Linked DNA regions of Homo sapiens: region 1 is linked to region 2. A link is a loop called in an ENCODE intact Hi-C map of the cell type or tissue named here. Cell type or tissue: mammary epithelial cell. All regions are shown on one strand. Each heading gives the region's core, and the rest is flanking DNA. Links, peaks and the distances in the headings are about the cores only.

Evidence for each region. A loop is a pair of places that touch in the nucleus more often than their neighbours do. Peaks named below come from ENCODE experiments on the same cell type or tissue, not always from the same donor. Only the 100,000 strongest peaks of a DNase experiment are listed, where the experiment ranks them.
Region 1: a loop joins it to region 2, with 11 times the contacts of the local background. A loop is called at or near these places in 5 of 110 quality-filtered maps.

The regions. Positions count from the first base shown.
Region 1 is chr3:189,144,084-189,152,343 of GRCh38, reverse strand. It overlaps a transcript of TPRG1 not described here. Among named protein-coding and RNA genes, the nearest start is that of TPRG1, 24 kb to the left of the region's middle. In mammary epithelial cell, for the core only: a CTCF peak has its summit at 4,138 (motif pointing right); no DNase peak of the experiment used is centred there; H3K27me3 peaks cover 285 bases.
Region 2 is chr3:189,944,567-189,952,826 of GRCh38, reverse strand. No RefSeq gene overlaps it. Among named protein-coding and RNA genes, the nearest start is that of MIR944, 120 kb to the right of the region's middle. In mammary epithelial cell, for the core only: CTCF peaks have their summits at 2,265 and 4,190 (motif pointing right); DNase peaks (open chromatin) are centred at 2,366, 4,196 and 4,686; H3K27ac peaks cover 1,689 bases.

The DNA.
Region 1 (8,260 bases), core at 1,740-6,739, 800 kb after region 2:
ACTAGGAAGTGCCCATGGCCCAAGAGTTGCCAAAATATAGGATAATCAGCAACGATGGTGTGACTTGAAGGAAAACTCCTCAAGGGACTATGGTAATTAAACAGCCTCAGACCATTTCTCTCCAGATATTGTAAAATGAAGTAAATGGTTCACCTTGGTAACATAAAAAAAAAACAGATCTTAAGGGAAGCAGAAACTGACAAAATAGTTGAGTCACATGGAAGGTGAAGCACGAGAATAAGAGCCTTGTGCTCTAGCTCCTGCAGTCCCTAGAGCACACCAAGCCATGCACATCTGCTCAATCCAGACCATACTCCTATTCCAGGTTCTGTAAGGCCTGATGGTTAAGGTTTGCCTGGCTTCCAGTAAAGACAGAGAGGACTATTTCACAAGTGTGTCCTTAAAGTAAATCCTCCATTACTTGACATATAATGGAGGATCAAGTAATCAATTTTTTTTTTGTAAGATGGAGTCATGCTCTCTCGCCCAGGATGGAGTGCAATGGCGTGATCTTGGCTCACTGCAACCTCTGCCTCCCAGGTTCAAGCGATTCTCCTGTCTCAGCCTCCCAAATAGCTGGGACTACAGGGGCATGCCACCACACCTGGCTAATTTTTGTATTTTTAGTAGAGACAGGGTTTCACCATATTGGTCAGGCTCATCTCAAACTCCTGACCTTAGGTGATCCACCTGCCTCAGCCTCGCAAAGTTCTGGGATTACAGGCATGAGCCACCACGCCTGGCCAGGTTTCTCTTTCTGCAAAGGGCTTTGGTGTAAGGTATTACTTTGTGCTTAATTACTGAGGCTGTTAAACTCTTTAGGTTTCTCTTTCTTACAACCAAAGGAGTTTAATGGCCTCAGTAATTAAGCACAAAGTAATACCTTACAACGAAGTCCTTTGCTATAGCATGGTTTTAGCTATATTTAGGGTCAAATTTGTGTCTCCAAAATACGTCTCTGATATACTTAGATTATGAAGTAAGAAGACTGTTGCTGGGATATCAGCTCTATCTCCCAACCCACATCAGCTTTTTCTATATTGGTGAGTTTCTAATAATACAGTATCTTATATCTGGAAAACTCACTTGCTTTTCTGAATAACTGAGCTTATTGAAGGACGACTGGTGTTAAGGGACCCACTTTGGAGGTGGGTTGCCATCTGAAGTGTTTTGCACAGGTCTTTCCACAAACATCTTTGGAAGAAAATGAGAGCCAGCACTGAACTTTTATTAATTGAAAATTACTCAGCAGTTTTAATCACTTATCCAAAGATGGAGGCTTTTGGGGGGTACCTGTGACAAAACCAATGAAATCCAAAGCACTGTCAGAAATGGAAGATCCTCGGGGGTCAATTCCTTCATTTCACAGATGGGAACACTGATGTCTTCTTGCACCGAGTCTTACTCAGGTCACACATGCAGGAGTTGGGAGATTTGGGGCTGTAGGAGAAATGTTATAACATCATCCCACCTGGCTTTATCCATTAACATCTGCTCATCTCTGCCCTCAGGGAGTCGTGGAGCTGGTTGAACAATACCAGACAGTACGTGGAGAGCCTTGCATTGTGTTCACCACCTCGCTCATTTTTATTCAAAATGATTCCAGAAAATCAATGTGACCATCTGGCCTCGGAGAAACTTCACTGAGGTCCCAAATGTCTTCAGTGCCCAGATGAATCCTTATAACTCTATTGAAAATACATTTAAAAAGCAGTTATTGATCATGTATTGTGATCCTGGTCCCAAGCCTCACACTGTCGTCTCCTTCCTTCAAGGAGTTAACAGTTTTATGAAGGGAAACAGCCATGAAAATGAACAGTCGCAGCTGAAGCAGGTAAATCAACAGTAGAAATCCACACAAAGATCTCGGCGCGGTGGCTCATGCCTGTAATCCCAGCACTTTGGGAGGCCGAGGCGGGTGAATCACAAGGTCAAGAGTTCAAGACCAGGCTGACCAACATGGTAAAACCCCGCCTCTACTAAAAATACAAAAATTTGCTCGGCGTGGTAGTGCACACCTATAATCCCAGCTACTCAGGAAGCTGAGGCTTGAGAATTGCTTGAACCCAGGAGGTGGAGGTTGCAGTGAGCCAAGATCGTGCCACTGCACTCCAGGTTGGGCGACAGAGTGAGACTCCGTCTCAAAAAAAGAAATCCCTACAAAGCCTGCAAGTTCACCAAGTCACTTCCACTTTACTCTCTTCATCAAAGGTAGTAAGCAGAACTGCATTTCCATTTGCTGTAATAAAACATAGAACAGCCCCAACTCATTAGTTATAAAGTGTGATATTCTGGGTTATTGTTTATCGAATTTGGCACTGGGTACATCAAAGGACACTGGTCAGTGTGCCCTCAGGAAAATAACAATTAACCTAAGTAAAGCAGGCAAGAGTCGATGCTAAAGTAGTTATTCAACCATGTGGAAAACACTGCGTACATAATCATGTACTGGGAAAAGTCATGCAATGAAAGTTAACATCTTTTTTTTTAAAGGCCTCCAAGAAAAGATGGGGGCTCTGGTTGGAAAGATGTGGCAGATGTCAGCTACCAGATGGCAAGAAGGAGGCAGTTCCGGACACAGGCTCGAAACAGAGAAGTTAGTGTGGGAAAGTGAGAGCAAACTGACCCCACCATGCAGAGAGAGTGGGCAAGGCGTGAGTAAAGACAAGGAACAAGAGAAAGAATGAGAGGAAATGCTGTTTGGTGGGTGGAATTTGTGTTTTGCCTCTAGAAGTGTTGTTCTGAAGAGGGCAGAAGATAACCACGTTGGCTGAAACAAAACAGTCTTTGCCCATCAGGGGACCAGTCACTCTTCATCAGTTCTTAACATCTCTCCTCTGGTGGCAAATGCCATCTAGAAGCTCCATGTCTTCACAGAACAGAAAGTCCTAGAGATCTTGATAACTCAGCCACTCATCAGAAAGCTCTTGAATGCTTTCTCAGAGTGCTGTTCTTGGAATGAAAGCAACAACTTTCGTGCCCTGAGTAAGATCAAACAACTTCTCATAACTCCATCATAGATTATCTGTGCTGCACATATGCTGTAGATACTTAACATGAATTAATACATTAGACAGCATACAGTGATGCTTAACAGACACTGCAGAGATGGCTGCTTTCTATCCACCTCCCTACACGTGTCCGTTAGCAATATAAAGCTAGGGGCCAGGGACCAGGTCATATAGATTGTTTGGGAACGTTAATTTATTAATAAGATAGAGATTACCATAAATGGAATCTTGAGAACAGCGCTGAGATAGAAAAAGATCTAGAACCTACTTTATGGATACCTATGACATAGGAGGGATAGGACGAAGCTGGTGCTAACACCAGAGCAGAGATAGTCACATTAGGTCAAGCAATCGCCCACAGCAGCAGTGTCAAGCAAGAGTCTGCTGAGCCTTAGGCATTACCCAAAGGCATCCGCATGTTCCAGGAACGGGAGAAATGGGATGGTGGAAGTTCTTCGGGCTCTGAATCCCCACTTCTGCTTTGACCAGAAGAACTATGGTTTTATCCATTTCACATAGTGGGTTTCCACAGGTGATTTCAAGTAATGAGAGAGTTCCAAATGTTTGAAAAGCGTGTGTACCGACACTTGTTTTTCATATTGCTTTACCACCCAAATCTGAATCCTTTATATTCTGGCTGTATAATCTAGAGCCGATTCATTGCCTGGGTCAGGCAGTCAAGGCCTCTCATGGTCTGGCTTAAACTTTTCCCAGCCTTTTTTCTATAGCTTCTTGCCATGCTCCTTACTTACCAGCCAGGCTGAACTAACAACTCACACCATGCAATGACCCATGATGTGCCCCTTGTTTAAAATAAACTTTCTCCTCCTTTTTGCCACAGTGCGAGGCATGCTTCCAGACTCAGCTCAAAGGTGGCTTTCCCTAAACTCCCAGAGAGAGGTCCTCTGCTTTGATAACACTCGGCACCTTTTCTTAAAATAGTACTTATTCAGTTGTAACCACGTGTTGGGCATGTCCGTTTCTTCCATTAGACTGTGAGCCCTTTGCAGCCAGGAACTGTGTTTTATACGTTGCTGTTTTGCTGAAGACTAGGAGTTGCCTGGCCCCTTCTAAGTTTAGAGTAAACTTTAAACTTTCCCATTAAAACGACAGTGACCAGTAGTGCCCACCAGATGGCAGTGTGTGGACATTTTTGCTTACCAATCAGGAGGGAGCAGAAAGGTTTTATAGCAACTTGCCTTTCATCTTTGTCCTTGCAGACAAACAAATCCTACAAACACCAAGACTTTTGACTGGGCAGAATTCACATCTGTGAATCAGAACCTTAGGCAGCCTTGTATTCCCTATATGCTGCTACTTTTTGAAAACACTCCTCTCGAAGATTGAGAAAGGATTATGCTGTTTGTGTTCCAAGACAGAGAAACTTAGGTTTGAATTTTATCTTCACAAGTGCAAGGTGACCATCTTTTCAGCACTTGGGAAGAACGACCACCCACATCCACTGACTGCTGGCGTCTGCTGAAGTTCCTTAACCTCCTGCCCACCCCCATCTGCCAGACTCAAGCAACAAGCAAAAGTCAGCCACGCATTCCATGCTTGCTTTTAAAATCACTATCTCCCCTGGGTTCCACTGGACAGCACTGTGCTTTTCAGGCCGGAGACCTACAGGTCACTTTTCCCTCTCTTCCAGGATAGAACTTAGAGGTACGCCCTAGCCTCCTTACCTGTGGGCCTGGGATGGTCTCTGGAACTTCTTAGAAGCAAAGGGGCTTCCAAATGGAAGACATCCTAGTCGAAAGGAAAAACAAAAAGAAACATCCCAGTGGGTCTCCCAGACGATACAAAACATTCAAAGGCAAGAAGAGTCTCAATTTCCACTTCTTTTCTGCCTCCGACATGGCTATTTTGTAATTTCCTCTGCTCTCTAACCAAGTGTTGCGTCTGCTGGTGTAGTAGTGCTACAGGTAGAGAGCAGGGAGGGGTGGCTGCCATATCCACCTGCATCCACAATGCTCCAGGTCCTCTAAACTCATCCTACCCCTATGGATTTTCTCTTTCTCCACTGCTAGAGCAGAGGTTATATTAGAATGTGAGGCCGAAAGATTCTGGAGAGCTCAGCTTCTTTTAACTAAGCAAGTCTCTTTTAATTCACAGGGAATCTCAAGGGTCTACCCTGGAGATGGGATCACTGGATAACTCTTCCCTCCTCTTCCTTCTGTAGATAGTGTAGTGGTTAAGACTCAGGCTCTGGAGTCAAACAGACCGGGGTTCAAATCCCAGCTGTGTCACTCCCTGAATCTATGACCTTGGATGAGTTACTTAGCCTCTCCAAATCTTAAATTCTTTATCAATAAATGGAGAAAATACATGTGGACCCCAGAGGGGACGCTGTGCAGATTAAATGATAAGGCAGGAAAAGTGTTTAGTGCAGTACCTGTGTCCATATACTAAATAATAGCATTAGCATTTGCAGAAGTACTGTGGAAAAGGCACAACTCTCTAGAAATGATTCTTGGTGTTACATTCAGCCCAGCTTTGGAAACCTCTAAGAACCAAACACCTCTTCCTAAATCATGCCAAAACTCATCTTTTAAATGAGATGCATATTGCTTTCATTTAATTACTTTTTTATTTATTAGCATTTATTTAGTATGTAAACTGTGGATAGCTCAGGGTAAGCAGTGAAGATACAAGAATATATAAAACATGGTCTCTGCCCTCAAGGAACTTGTAGTGTGTTGAGGAGATGCATCCACAGCAATTATAATATGGGGGATCAGTGCTCTAACATGGGTATGTACAAGATACAACAGACAGAGTGGGAAGGCGTCTTGAGTCCCTGACACTCTGTACAGGGCATTGCAGGTCCTTGCCTTCCTGGAAAAGTCTACTCCCAACAACATTTGTTTTTTTGAGAATCCATTATGATGTCTCATACGTCTAACCTTGACACTGGCTACTCTCTTTAAATGGAATATCTGCCTGGAAAATTCCTAGTAATTGTCTAAGTCTTCCTCAGATCCCTCAGAGAGACTTACGGGCGCCTTCTCTTCCTAACTGTGACCTAACTGAAGGTGGAGGTCACATCTTTATCCTTTGGCCACCAGCATTTAACTCACTGCCCAACATGAAACTGATCTTTAGTCACGGCAATGCATAAACAAAGCTTTAATACATTCATCATGCAACCAACACTGCCTGGTTTTTCAGTACAGGGAAAACCAGCTGATGTGATGAAGGGTCTCCTGTTCCACAAGCCACACAGATCAATGATAGTAAAGCTCTGACTATTACAGAAAAAGGTTTTAATATTATCCAGATTGTCTCCCTTTTTAACTACTACCAATTTTAGCCTGGCTTTCTCTTAGAAAAATGCAAATAAAGATATGCATATTCTCTTCAATATGGCAGCCATTCATATATATGAAGATATCAGACACATATAATATCAATATAAGATTCTCCTTTGTGATTTCTCAAGCACACACAGATAATTAAGTCATCATTAACGTACTTTCTGAAGTGTCTGACATGTGTTAATCACTTCTTAGCAGCTTGAGTGTCATAAATATGGTCCTGATACCTCCAATATCATCTCCACGCATATCTTTTAAGTTCAGATTTGCTTCATTGTTTTCAGTCCTGTGTTCTAGAAGTTCTAGATCATTTTAGATATTAATTTGCTGTTATTATTAATGTTATTGCTATTAATTTATTGAAAATGTGTGCCAAGCATGATACTAGCTGTTGACACACTTCTTTTTCAATTCTCATCTGATCTGAATCACAAACAACCCTATTGCTACCTTATAGGTGATGGAACTGAACTCTTAGAAACAGTAAGTCTCTGTTCAATGTTACTTCACTGTCAAGGGGTCAGAGACAAGCTGCAAGGTTAGGCCATTCTCTCTCCAATGCCAGAACTCTTTCTCCTTACTATATTACGCCATCTCTTTGTGTTAGTCTATGGTATTTGATTTTTGTTTTAGTTTGGCATGTTTTTTTTTTTTTTAGATGGAGTCTCCCTCTGTTGCCAGGCTGGAGTGCACTGGCACGATCTCAGCTCACTGCAACCTCCACCTCCTGGGTTCAAATGATTCTCCTGCCTCAGCCTCCTGAGTAGCTGGGATTACAGGCGCCTGCCACCACGCCCAGTTAATTTTTGTATTTTTAGTAGAGACGCGGTTTCACCATGTTGGCCAGGATGGTCTCAATCTCTTGACCTCATGATCTGCCCACCTCATCCTCCCAAAGTGCTGGGATTACAGGCTTGAGCCACCGCACCCGGCCGGTGTCATTTTTATACTTGGGTATTCCCTCTTCCAGATAATCTTTCAAGTAATTAACAAAAAATATTGAACAGAATAAAAGGCTTCTAGTCCTCACCAAAAACCTCCTTCTAGCTTACATGGAACAGTTAGCAAGGCTCAAGCGTCATTTTTATTCACCTGCCCGTGAAACCAGTGTGTAAGACATGACCCTGCCTATATTTCACCTGCTTATGTGCAATCACGTCACAAGAGGTCGTGTTAAGTCCACTGCTAAAACTTCCTCATCCTGCTGATTTACCAGTTGTGTGGCGTAATAAGAAAAGGAAATGGGGTGTGTCTAACACAACCTGTTTATGGTAAACTCCTATTAACTTCTAGTGATCAGTGTCTTTTCTTCAAAATACCCATGAATCAGTTGTGTAATGATCTGTTCCAAAATTTCAGCAAAAACCAGTAGGAAACTCATACTATTTCCTGGCTTCACTGTTTAGTCCTGTGATAAGATGCAAGTAATCCCCTTTATTAAAAGAGAAAATCCTGTGAATCTACCAAAATATTAGCTGTTTCCAGGGCTATTGAGAAACTCCCACACCTACACCCCCAGTTATATTTTAATGCTCAGTTTGACAGCAGAACCACCTGCCTCTTTGTTTCGAAATGTGAAGTCACATCACTATTTTATGTACTGTTTCCTCTTCATTGCCTATATGTCACCTGGAGGAGTATTTGGCTAAATATTCCTAAACCCACAATTAAAGGTTAAAAATACCTTGAAATTGCAGGAACAAATGGTTGCCTATAAGTTATGTGGATCTCTGAAGTCCACTTATAGGAAACAAAGCTTTCTTGCCACAACCATATTGAATCCAGGAGGATGTAGGTGATGTCTGCTTGTTCATCATTGTACTCCCAGTGTCAAGAGCATAGCAAGGGCTCAAGAAGTATTTGTTATAGTGAGCAAGGAGAAGACAATAATGAGAATATGTATACTCTTAACAGAGATAACTCAAAGTTTTA
Region 2 (8,260 bases), core at 1,789-6,788:
ATTTGAGCCTCATTTCAACAGTGAATTGAGTGTTACCTATATATATGGGAATCTTGCCCTGGGCCTCTCTCATCAGACCTAGGTGCCTTCCCGCATGACGGCAGCGTGATGACATCGGTCCTAATAATCTTATCCAGACCCGAGGTAAACCCTCCTCTCTTATTCCAAGTTTATGTTTTTACCTCTGAGTTACTACCTGGTGGTGGGTGGAGGTAGAAATAGGGAATGGACAATAAGCATTACCTGGTATGTCTCATCTCTTTCCACTTGTTAATCGTATATTCCATTGTTTCAAAGGTTGTAATCGTGGTTGGCTTTATAAAGCTTTTTTATGGTCTTGAAGCACGTAGCAATCATATGTAACTACATAATTATCTTGAGAGACACGTCAATGCCATCTTCATTGTGTAAATGGGAAAAAACAAACAGGCACAGAGAAGGTGATGTCGTAAAGCCCTGGTCATGTATGAATTCATTTCACAGAGAGTTTTTGAGTGGCCGTGCCGTTGTAGGCTTAGGGAGGCATTTAAAGATGAATAAAATGTTATCCCTTCTTTTAAGGAACTCAAAGTGGAAAAAAACAGATGTAAACAAATGATCAACTTAAAGTAAGGTGAATGTTACGGCAGAGGATTGTGATAGGGGTAGGAGGAAAGGTCATGCAAGTGGGAAAGGAGTGGTTAGTGGTAGGGAAAAGTTGGAGAGAAGGTGACAGGTGAGCTGGATCTGGCCTGACTGATCTGCCACCAATACGTGGGAATGAGCCACTTAACCTCTCATTGCATCACAGTGTCCTCAGCTGAAAAGTGTTGCATTTGAACTGAATGATTTCTTGGGTTCTAAAGGACTGAGCCTTCGGAGAAAATGAGAGTTCAGAAAGTTGGTGTTTTGGGGTGGAGTGGAATGAGATAGCCTTCGGAAAGCAGTTTAATGAATGCTGTGAAAATCTTAATAAATACCAGTTAAAGAGTAAGTTTTATTGTATTCACTTGCAAGGGAGGTATTATTCAAGTGGGTAGTGTGAAAGCCCTGAAGGACTGAGCTTCCTTCTGAAAAGCAGAGGAGTAGCTACTATCAGAAATAGCTGACGTGAATTCATCGTTGAGACTAAAGTCAATGGGCTCTACCAGCAGCATATTCCTCTGCCCATAAGTCCATGAAACTTTCTACCCTACATGACCTGGAACTAATCTACTTCACTCAAATTATTAGACTTTCGTATCAGAAATGGGAATAATGACAATATTGCAGCACACAGGTATGTTGTCTGAAAAGCCTAGCATTTGGTAAACTCAGTCAGTCTTTTAATAAAACCCGAAAGCCATGTAATGCTTTACTAATGACATCTTTTCCAATGTCAAACAAGGAACAGAAGGAATCATTGAAAGAAAACCATCTCCAACAGGAGTTAATTGGAGCAATTTACCTCATTTAAAACCAAAGGGTCAAATAGGACATAAAGCAACAAGCATCCAATCACCCTTTTTGTTCTCTGTACCTGTTTTTTGGTGTGTTAAACTTTGCAAATGCCTTTGAAGGTCTTAGGCAATCAGACTACTTAGATTTAGAATAAATTATAGAGTCCCTGAGGCTCAGAAGCTGACTTCAAGGCTTCCGGTCACTGGAGTAATATTCTGGTCTATCACGATAGTCCAGTGTTTAGCAACATTTACTGAATAGATGCTAGAATTTTTATTATATTTCAAGTTCAGAATTTCAGGACTTTTTTTTCACAAGGTAATATGAACCAGAATTATATTTCTTTGAAGTTAACATTGGTTAATTAAATAAAGACTACTTGGAGATTTTCAACCCTTCAGCATCCCAGATAAAGGTGTAAACATCTTTTAGGACAGCTGGATTCTCAGTGGTCTTAATCTGCAATTTATTCTAACTTTAGCTACTTAGTATTAAGTAAAGAACAGGCATGGGCGGTATTGTTGAAGCTCCCTTGCCTAGACAGAGTAAAGATTTCTGGGAAAGTAGTCCACTTCATCGTTTAGCATTGGGTTCACTAAGTTTTTCACGACATCCCAATAGATGTGATGATTATTCTCATATAGTGGAAAAAATAAAACACCAGAATAGATAAATAATTTGACAGAAGTCAAAGTCAGTAGATGTCAGTTCCTCGAGTTAAAAAAAAGTTGCTGAACTCTCTAAGAAGATTTTGCAGTTTTGATGTTTTGAATAACTAGGAAGCAGTAGGAATTATTATGAGCTTATCTGACACTAGATCTCACCCACTCCCCCACACTCCAGTGCAAATCCAGAAGGAGGCGACATCTTCAGCAAGATGGCTGCTGCCACTGCTCTGAGTTGGTTAGACATGATTAAAGCTCTGTCTAAACATGCCCTGGTTTCCTCACAGGGAGCACTTTCAGCCTTCTCTGAACTTCCAGGCCGCAGGGCTAAGCACAGGGTACAGATTTTTCCTTGCAGACGTTTGGCTTCTGAGTGATGTTTTTTTTGTCTCTAAGGGTAATAAAAGTACATCAGATGTTGCTCCCTGTACCAGAAAGTTTGCTTTGAAGAACGCGTGAGCCGCTTCAAAGGCTAGGCATGCTGCAGAGATGGCTGTCCCCGGAGACTGTGAGCTATCGGGGTGTGCCTATTAACTAGGGACACGTTGCCCACCAAGCCACTTACCAGCTAAAGGCTGATTGTCAAAAATGTCAAATGTGACAAATTGGCGTGCCAAAACTGAAAACTGCCCTACCTTCAGAATCAGCATGAAATAAACTATCATGCCTTGAACTCTGTGGTCAAAACATGTCATTTATGTGTAGAAGGATTTACAAATTAAATAGAATGATATTTGAATGACCATCAACGTCAGCACAGAGGGCTTTTCATTATTGATCTGAGGTCAACGTTTAACTCATCAGAGCAGGCTAAACAGGGAAGATCAAGTCCATGGTAGGGACCCCAAGGAAGAATCATAGCCACAATTGTGCTTTGTATTTATAGCTTAGCAAGTGAACGACACTGCAAACAACTGACTCCAAGTTGGAAGGGACCTTAGAAAGCACCTGACCTTATGCCCTTTATTTTAGAGGTGGAGAAATGTGAGTTACTCAACTTTACTGAAATGTTAGTGGTAGAAATATGGACTCAAAACCAGCTCCTCTGACTCCTAGAGCGGCAGACCACACTGAGAAGCTATGGAATTGCAGAGAAGAGTGCAGACTGTGTTACCATGGACTTGCAGCCCTTTCTGCCTTTTACTGGCCTTTAACGCACATCTGTTCAGTGTCTTTATCTATAAAGAAAAGGCTGGTAATATCTATTTCATAAGTTATCTAGAGATTTCATTGGCCAGGCATGATGGCTCATGCCTGTAATCTGAGCACTTTAGGAGGCCAAGGCTGGAGGATCACTTGAGGCCAGGAGTTTGAGACCAGGCTCGGCAACATATGGAGATACTGTCAGGAAGGGAAGGGGAGGGGACGGGAGGAGAGGGGCAGGGAGTGGGGGAGGGGAGGGGAGGGAAGGGGAAGAGAAGGGAAGAGGGAAAGAAGGAAGGAAGGAAGGAAGGAAGGAGAAAGGAAAGAAAGAAAGGAGAAACAAAGAAGAAAGAGAAAGAAGAAAGAAAAAGAAAGAAAGAAAAAGAGTAAGAAAGAAAAGAAGAAAGATTAATTGAGATTATAAAAAGAGAGCCGAACACATAGCAGGTAATCATTAAAAGACAATGACTTGTGACTATATCAGAACACCTAAAATGAAGGAAAATGAATAGGACTGTGAATTCTCTGGCAATATTTCACCTGCTCTCATGACTTTTTTTTTTTTAGTGCATTATCCCTTGATCAACCTCAGAACCTTCAAGGTTAATTTTCATACAGTTACATTTAGAAATAGTCTGATCATATATAACACACTTATTGCTAGGGCAGGGGCACAGGAGAAGAGAAACTTGTTACAAAATTACAAAATTGAGAGTGTTTGAACTCCAAGCTGGTTGTCAATCAGCAGTCCAGAAAAGAGAGGCTTGTCTTGTCTGCAGCCACCTCATTTGGTCCTTCTGACAGCCTAGCTTTCTGTCTGCACTGTGACATTACAGCTACTTTGTTTGTGCCAAGCACCTTGAAAGACACAATTTTTACCTATTTCCTTTTACTGAGCTTTCTGTCACTTGCTTTTCAACTGTGTAAAAAACAGAATCGTTAGTCAGCAGCAGAGGGCACTATTAGCATATTTTGCTGTGAGGGGTTAAAAATAAAAAAGAAAGATGCCTCTATGCATTCATTCATTCGTTCATTTTAGCAAGTCTTGATTTAACATCTACTATGTTCTCAGCATTTAGAGAAATGCTAAACAAGCATGAGATGTTGCATTTATAGTCCAGGTGGGAACATGATATGAAATGATACATGTGGTACATGCCTGAATGCAAAGGGTATATGTTTTGGAGGTTTTTGAGGACAGCAGAGTTCAGTTCGGTAGGCTAGTGTGACCCAGGAAGTATTTGGCAGGAAGTTAGTCTAGAGTTGTTTCTTAAATGACGAGTATGATATGGAGTGGTAAAGATAAAATATATAAAAGATAAAATAGACAACATTAAAAAAATCAGTAAGTCATGCATTGCCATGAATATCAACACTAATTGTTGACAACCACTACCCTGACAAGTATTACTTACCTCTACTGCTTATAATAGTCATCGTGGCTCACACGGGTAGCTGCTTTCACAACCATGATGTCATTTTGCCCTTGCTGTAATCCTGTGACTTCAGCTCTATAGGTATTATTATCCTAATTTTACTATGAGAAAATCAAGGCTTTTAGAGGGAAAGTGACTAGCTTAAGCTCACACAGTCACTAGTACTGCTGGGATCCAAAACTGGTTTTCCTCCCTGCTACTGCAGCAGGAAACCATAAATTTGTAACATAGACTCCTCTGGAAAAGAGGGTTTGGGATGTGAAATTAAAAGGAAAAGTCACAGCTGTTAGGCTACCTACAGGTTACCGAGGGCTTGATCGAAAGCTAAACTGAGGCATTGGGGCTTGATCCTGTAAACCTCAGGGAGGATTCTGAAGTTTGGGAGAGCTCGACACAGGTGGTTATAGATTGTAGTTGTTAGATTAACAAAGTCAGCCTGAGAAGGATTGGAGGAAAAAAGGTCAATTGTCAGGGATACCAATAAAGCAAATGTTACACTAATCAAGAGTTGAGTGGGAGGGAATTTGGGAGTAGTCTGCCCCAGTGGGAAGGAGATTTTATCTTTGTCATTGTCTATAGTTGCTGGCACATAGAAATAATACAAGGCAGGCTAATTTCGAATTGGTTTTGTATTGGTTTTAGACCTCTAAAGACAACACCTCGTCATTGCCTGCACCCAGGGGTATCCAATCCTACTGATTGCCTAGCTTAGTCCACCACTGCCAAGGCACATGTGAGGAAGCCTGAGGCAGGCTGGCAGCCGTGGAACTTGCGGGTAAAGGACTAAGCAGAGACATCCTGAAGGAAAAACAAATCAGAACTTGGAGGCTGTCAGAGTCACCAAGAAGAAAAGATAAAAATTATGTCTCTGAGCTGTTGAGCCTAAGAAAATAATGATGTCAGTGATGCAAGCAGAGAAACGAGGGAAAACATCAACTAGTTTCATAGGGAATTTGACCTTATTACACAGAAGGACTCCCAAGTAGCAACTGAACACTTAGCTGGAATGTTTTCGTATAAATGTATTTCCTACTCTGTTTAGTGATTTCTTGCTTGTCATCTTTTTCTTTACCTGAAAACTTATAAATTACTTGTAATAGCTCTTCTACAGGTAAATTAACAGAGGTGACAGGTAACACTGAGTTGTTAGTGCTAACACTCCTTGCTTAAAACCCTTCCAATGATGTAGAAACAAATCCCAGCGATCTTCTGGCTTCCTCGCCGTACGCTGGTGCCCTTGCCTACCTCCTCAACCCTGCATGCTGCCACTTTCCTCCTCTTTATTCCCTACCCTGTAGCATGGCCCTCTCTTGTCTCTCAGATGTTTACATTCAATTCTCTCTGCTGAAAACACTGTCCTCCCACCACCACTCTGGTTTCACCAGGAAACTCCGACCGTGGGTGGTCACCCATCCCACTTTCCCTGGGACCGAGGGGTCTGAAAACCAAACTTGGACAGTTGGTCACTCTACATCATGTTGTGGCTTAGGTCTGGAATATTTCTTCCTCTAGGAAGCCTTCTCTGATGCCATGTACTCCTAGGCTAAGTTCGGTCTCTCTGCAGAGTAGTCCAGACCCACCCTTCCTTACCCTTCTCACACCCCTCATTATTGAGTTTATATTCATGTCTTCTGCTGTCCATGGTAGTGGACTTTGTGCCATCACCACTCTCACCATCTTCGTCTAAGCCACCATCATCTATCTCTCTGCTGAATTACTGCAGTGTCCTCCTAACTTTTCTTTTTGCTTCCACTCTTGTCCTCTTTCGGTGTATTCTCAACCAAAAAGCCAGCGGTATCCTTTTAAACATAAATTAGCTTATGTCATTCCTCTGCTCAAACATCTTTCATTGGTTTTGCATCTCATTGGCTAAGTCATTAGAACAGCCACCAAGACCTGAGGCAGCTACCTCTCTGTTCTTATATCCTATATACTCTCCCCTTGCTTAGTTGGCTGCAGTGGCACTGGCCTCCTTACTCTTCCTAGAACATGCCTGTTGCCTAGCATGCTCCAGCCTCAGGGCTTTGCATTTACTGTTGTTTATGCCTGAGCCATTCTTCCCTCAGGTGTCTACGTGGCTCATTCCCCATGTCTATCTAGTTGAGATCAAAGATCACCTTCCTGGGGAGGTCCGCCATGACCTCTCTCTACAACTGAACTCCTGCAGTCAGCATTCTCACTCCCTCTCTCTGCTTAATTTTTTCTTTTTTTTTTCTTTATTTTATTATTTTTTTTGAGACGGAGTTTCACTCTTGTTGCCTAGGCTGGAATGCGATGGTGCAATCTCGGCTCACCACAACCTCCATCTCCTGGGTTCAAGCAATTCTCCTGCCTCAGCCTCCTGAGTAGCTGGGATTACAGACACGTGCCACCACGCCTGGTTAATTTTGTATTTTTAGTACAGACGAGGTTTCTCCATGTTAGTCAGGCTGGTCTTGAACTCTCGACCTCAGTTGATCTGCACACCTCAGCCTTCTGCTTATTTTCTTCATAACCCTTAATATCATAACTTCCTACTTATGTGTAATCTAACTTGATTTATTGACTACCTCCTTCTGCCCAGAATAAAGTTTCTAAGACAAGAGTTCCATTCATTGCTATATTTCCACAGTTTAAAATATTACATGACACAGATAAGAAATGCATAACTATTAATTAAATGAGTAATTAATTAATGTACACACAATTAAATGAAAGAGTGAACAAACACATTGGAAAGGACAACTGACTGAAAGTCACAAATTTTAGCTTAATCACTCAGGATTTGGGAGGCTCTGAGAAAATTACCCTCTAACTCAAATTCTTAATTTCTCCAACTAAAAAATGAAGGCATTAGTCTCAATACTCTTTGAGAATACTATAAGTAATGGTACTGTCAAAGTCTAGGAGCCAATAATAAGTATAAACTAGAATCCAAATTTGTTGCTAAACAGGGTCCGAAAGCAATAAACAATAACAAGGGAAAGAGAAGCATTGTGCAAATTCCAACTGAGAAAAAAATATATACAAGAAACATGAGAATTCCATATGTGAGGAAACACACAAAAGGCAGGTGACTGGGGCAAGCTGACACAGTCAATTTGTTACAGGGCTAGGATTGAACCTCAGCCCAGGGATATGTTGCCCTGGCAGCCTGGAAGAGAGAGTCAGTCCCCATCTGATTACAAAGCCCTGCACTGATACAATTTGTGACGAGAACACTGCCTGGAAATCTTTCCTCGTACCCGCCTAATGGCCCCCAGAGTGGGTGGATTCTCGAATTAGTCATATGAGAACAGAAGGCTTAAGAGAACACACATCTAAGTTCTAGGCTGTTCCACTTAGAAGAGTATCACGTCTTCGGAAATGGAAAGCAGTGTCACCGTGCGCACAACTTTCTGCCTACTGCAACACTGTCTCCGGTGGGAGCAACAAGCTGGCCACCATTTTAGGGCAAAGGGGGAGGGTGGAAGGGACTGGACTGGTAAATTTGAAACAGACACTGTAAGCACTACAGCTGCCACACCCTGAGTGCGAGGAACAAGACCGGTTATTCAACTTCCCCTGTATAGCTACTGTATGGAAACGATGCCCAGTAAGGTCAGAGAGTTATCCTGC